Regions from separate parts of the Mus musculus genome. Here region 2 is linked to region 1. The links are chromatin loops, found by intact Hi-C in ENCODE. Cell type or tissue: heart. All regions are shown on one strand.

Region 1 (2,500 bases):
CGGCCAGCGCCGGAGGGACAGACGACAAGCGAGCGGCCGCGCCCCGCGCTCTGCCCCCACCCCCGGGGTCGCGTCGTCCGCGCGCCGCCCTGCTCTGCATGGCACAAACTTTCATCCCGGGACACAGCACGCTGTCTCCGCCCGCGCCACGGTCACCGCTGCTGGTCCCCTAAGGTAGGTGGGCGTGCGGCGGGCCGGCGAGGTGGCGCGCAGAGGCCTGGGTCGCTGGCTCTGCTGGCCCGGGATCCGGGTGAGCAGGCGACAGCTCCTCGTGGCACCTCGGGGGCTCCGGAGCTGTTAGGCGAGCCCCCTGGTGCAGGTCGCGTGGGGATGGGGACAGATCGATGGGACGCCAGATTCTGGGCCAACTTTTTTTCCCCCGATGAAGAGGGGGAAAAAAAGCAAAACAAACAAGCGAGAGAGCGTTGGGGTGAGAGGTCGCCTGCTGGGGGTCCTGGGCTTCGCAGGCGGAGGTCTGCTAGAAGGACGCGGAGGGGAGCTTGGAGGCTACAGGTGGGTCAGGACCCGGGGCCTTAGTGGGTACTGGGCCCGGAGCAGATGGGAGTTGCCACCGCCCACGTGCACCCGGAGACCTGGGCTCGACCCAGGGAAGAGGTGTGCGACTCTTGAGAGCAGGCAGGAGGGTACTCGGTGGAAATACTGAGAGCTAAATCCCAGGCACCAGAAATGGGGCTTTTCTCCTCTGAAAAGGGGATTTTTTTTCTTGCCTTGTTGTAACACACTTTTCTAGGCATGGGGCACACCAGGATGGGCATGGGGTCTGGGCGAGGAGGAGGGAGTGTGTATTTAAAGAAGCCTGACTGTCAGGCGAGTGCGCCAGGTCTACTGGCATCACTGTCTTTGGAGGCCAGAATCGCGCAGAGGGCAGGGTTAGCCCCGCGCGTGCTCCCTGATGCCTGTTGGCTGCTGGCTCTCAGCTGCCCCCTGTGGGCGGTGGGTGGTGTGAGTGAGTTTGTTTAGGGGCTTACAAACAAAAACTATTTTTTAAAAAGAATCTGGCACAGATCTTTGTATATGAGTGGCTGCCTAACTGCCCAGCAACAGACCCTCTGTTCATACAGCTGTTTTCAGAAGGGGCGCAGGGAGGTGGGGTGGGAGTGGGTGGTGGTGTTAAGGTCAGAACAGGTGTCTCCCAACGGCTACTATGGAGTGTCATCTCAGGATAAGCCTTTTCCAGGAAGGAAGCCCAGGGTGTAATGTGAGTGGCCTACAAACCCATGGGTAGGGCCATTGAACCCAGCATACCCGTGGCTGCCAGGATTCCTAATTTGTACCTTCTGACCAGCTGGATTCTGAGGAAGTTCAAGTGACACCAGATGTCACCAGCCACTCATCCTCAGGGGTTAAACAACGAGCTGTGTGGTGCTGTGCTCTGACCTCAGTTAAGCAGTGTTACCTAGAGTGAGCTTGCAGACTCTTCTGCCTTCTGTAGAGGTTTCATGAGGTCCGAGCAATCGCAGCCTCAAGCTGGGGAAGCCTCCCTGTGCCTCCATTAGTGGGGTAGGACACTGTGTCGTTTTGTCCCGTCCCCCCGACCCCCATCGTGGACAAGGGACAAATGAGGCAGATTGCGTAGTTAGCTAATCGATTTGGTGCAGGAATAAATTGGGGCTACTAGTCAGTGAATTTTTTTCTCTGCCTCTGGAACAGGGTTTTTTGGGGCTTGATTTCAGTGACTGCTTTGTATGTGGGGAAGCAGGCTGAGTGGTGGGAATCCCTGTAAAGTGCCTAGAGTTTCTCCAGGCTTCACTTATGTCAGAGATGGAGCTGGGTGGTCCCATGGCTGGGTGGCCATGGCTGCCTTATCAAATGTGAACTTGGTAGGCTAAGAAGGGGGTACTCCCATATTTCTATACCACTTTCGATTTTTATTGTTGTTGTTGAGGCAAGGTTTCCCTGTGTAGCCCTCACTGGTCTGGATCTACCACTATGTAGACCAGGTTAGCCTCCAACTTGCATTGATTCTTCCTTCCAAGCACTGAGATTATATGTACCACCACACCTAGCCCCCATTAAAACAAAACAAAACATTATATAGTAAAGTTGTAACAGAGATCATACAAATACCTAGGAGGGCACAGTGGCATACGCCTGTAATCTCAGAATCCAGAAGGTGGAGGAGGCTGGAGAAAATTGAGTTAGAGGCTAGCCTAGGCTACAAAAACAAAGACCCACCATACCTAGATTTTCTAACATTTCGCTGGATTGACTTTAGTGCACACCTAGGCACCATCCATCGCTCCAGTGTGCTGCTTTATGCATTTTAAAATAAGCTACAGTCTTAGTACAGGGTTACTTTATAAGTGTCTCAACTCACATGTTCAATGTGTGTTCAGTAACACACACATAACAGTGGAATAGTCTGCACATTGTTTTGACATATGTATGCACTGTGCAACCCGATTCTTATCAAGACAGGTAATACACCATCAACCTGGGTTTCTTCATGGCCCCTATCTTCCCGGTGGCAACCACTGCT
Region 2 (2,500 bases), 140 kb after region 1:
CAATAGAATACCCACAGAGTTGCCTTAGTGTATTTGTTTAGACCTTTCTATACCATGTCCCCAGTCACCATTTCTACTCTGTATTAGCTAAAAACACTTGAAATTGACCTCTTGCAAGTGATTTGGCTGCTTGAGAATAGGGGCAGTGAGTTGATTTTATTTTGTTTATTTATTTTTTGCTAAGTCAGCACTTCTTGAGGAAAAAAAGATGGGATGGTCAGATCTGAGATCTAATGGCAGGGTTTCCCTGAAAGGACTGCCTCAATTCTGAAATACAGTAGAGCTATCATTTATTCAAGACCTTGATCTTTGGTTTAGAGATACTGGTAGGGTTTTTTTCACTTCGCTGAGGTAGACTACTGTCTCACCTTGATGGTGGCTTGGGTTTAGATCTGGTGTGAGGGTCTGACAAGCTCCATCGTGAGGCTGGGGGGCTGAGCATACTAAATTCTGAGAGGGAGGGCGACTGTAGAGCCATGTGGAAGATGAGGGTCCAGGTCAGGCATGAAACCCGGGAGGGAGGCATAGCAGCCATGGGAGACAGGCAGCACCATGGAGAGAAAACCCATGTCTGTGTGCACCTTCTAGCTAGGTGGTCGTCTTGTCCAGATACATGCCACTAACATCCCCATGGGAGCTCTTATTCAGGGCCCTGGCTGCACAGTGCTACCCCTCACAGAATCCTTTTAAGAAGAAATGAGACAGTTGATCCCAAGAGTCTATCAGGAGTGTGGAGACTGTGTTCCAGAACCCACCTTTCTCCTAGACCTTGAGAAGGTTCACTTTCTGGGTTTGACCTTTAACCCTTTCCTAGAACCCTTCCCAGATGTCCAGTGCCCTATTTCTGCTCTAGGGCTCCTTGACTCTCTCTCTCTCCATTGCCCAGGTTCTACTATGGCTGAAGATTGACACCAAACCCTCCTGTAATGCCCAGAGCACTTAGGCCTGCAGTCTCCATTTCCTGGGGTCCTTGTCCTTTTCTGCAAATTCAAATCCTTTGGTCACTGGTGGGTTAATGTGTCACGGAGGCCTCAGTCCAACAGTGCGTGGGAAGGGGGTTTCCAGCTGGAGACAGGCCAGGGGCTTGAGCCACACAGCCCATTTTAGTCCTCCCAAGTAGACAGCTCGTGCTCTCTCTCTCACTCTCTCTCTCTCCCTCTCTCCCTCTCTCCCTCTCTCCCTCTCTCTCTCTCTCTCTGTGCATATCAGCAGCCCCCACCCTGCCTTGCAAGCAATCACAGCACTCTCCTTCCATCTCCAGCCTTTTCAAATTAGTTGGTAGACACACGTTGCTAGTGGAGGGCCTTGGTCCAGTTTTCCCCAGGTGTTATCTCGATTACACTCACCACAACTATGACAGGAGATGCTACTGTGGCTCCCAGCTCACAGATAAGGACCGTTCCCTTCCTGAAGGCTGGACATTTAAGGACCCTGTCTCCACAGGTCAAAGCCCTTATCTGACCCCAGCTTCTCTCCTGAGCCTTTCCCTAGGGAGTTTAGCTTGTTTCCTTCTCTGGGGCGTCTGTTCACTGCCCTGCCCTGAAAAACACTCACAGGGCACCCAACCCCAGCCTCACCATCCCATACCCTGCTCAGCTGTCTGCTTGCCCCCTAAAGAGGTTGTAATGTTTAAGTCTCTTTCTGCAATCACAGCAAGACACTTTAAAAGGATTGCAGAAATTGCCTCCCTTGGGTAGGAAGCAGCTAGCAGTAGATCCAGTCAGGGACAGTTCACAGTGGTCTTAAAGGAGCTACAGGGAACATGGCTGGGCTGACCCATCCCTGCATTGTGGTGCTGATGTTAAAGGGAGAACAGGTGGGCTGACCCCATCCCTGCATCATGGTCCAGATGTTCAGAGAGAGAGCTGTTGGGCTGACCCCATTCCTGCACTGTGGTGCTAGTGTCAGCAGGGAGAGCAGGTGGACTGTCCCCATTCCTGCATGGCGGTCCAGGTATTATACCCTTCTGGATCTTCTTGTTCATTAATTGGGGACTTCTTGCCTGGGGACTTCCTGATGATATGAAGTCACTGTGAGATACACCCCAGTACCCCTTACAATACCTTTGATCAAGAAGCAAGAACCACTTGGGTGTGCTAGGCAGAGCAGGGGTGTTGTGCCAGGCAGTCAGATTTGAGGCCTGGGGTGGTTGTGCTGTGTATTTTTCTTCCCGGAGTTTATGGAGGTACTTAGACCTTGTCACTCTGCCTCCTCCACCTGAGCCACTTGGTGCGACGTCTCTAGGCTCCCACTGAGTCCATGAACAAATGTCCCCAACTATGGCTACCAGCATCTACTTTGTATTCTATTAAATTAACCTCTTACAAGAATGGGGCATGAGCCCAGAGTCTGAGAGGATTGAAAGATCCCAGGCTCTGCCACTCACTGTCAGGGATTCTGAGAGATACACCTGAACCTCCCGTGGAAGTTGAGAGCATCAGGTATCGTGGGAGGTCACACCTGGCTGAGGTACCTACATCTGGGTCTGCTGGGTTTGTCG

What was found. Hi-C counts contacts between places; a loop is a spot of excess contacts. Peaks named below come from ENCODE experiments on the same cell type or tissue, not always from the same donor. Only the 100,000 strongest peaks of a DNase experiment are listed, where the experiment ranks them.
Region 2: a loop joins it to region 1, with 2.7 times the contacts of the local background. A loop is called at or near these places in 6 of 42 quality-filtered maps.

The regions. Positions count from the first base shown.
Region 1 is chr17:50,187,895-50,190,394 of GRCm38, reverse strand. It overlaps Rftn1 (raftlin lipid raft linker 1), which reads left to right. Exons shown (of 10, transcript NM_181397.2): 1 at 1-174. Among named protein-coding and RNA genes, the nearest start is that of Rftn1, 1.4 kb to the left of the region's middle. In heart, a CTCF peak has its summit at 943; DNase peaks (open chromatin) are centred at 564 and 904; H3K4me3 peaks cover 1,144 bases; H3K27ac peaks cover 853 bases.
Region 2 is chr17:50,051,841-50,054,340 of GRCm38, reverse strand. All of the region lies in intron 5 of Rftn1 (raftlin lipid raft linker 1), which reads left to right. Among named protein-coding and RNA genes, the nearest start is that of Gm52302, 19 kb to the right of the region's middle. In heart, no CTCF peak of the experiment used is centred here; a DNase peak (open chromatin) is centred at 1,410.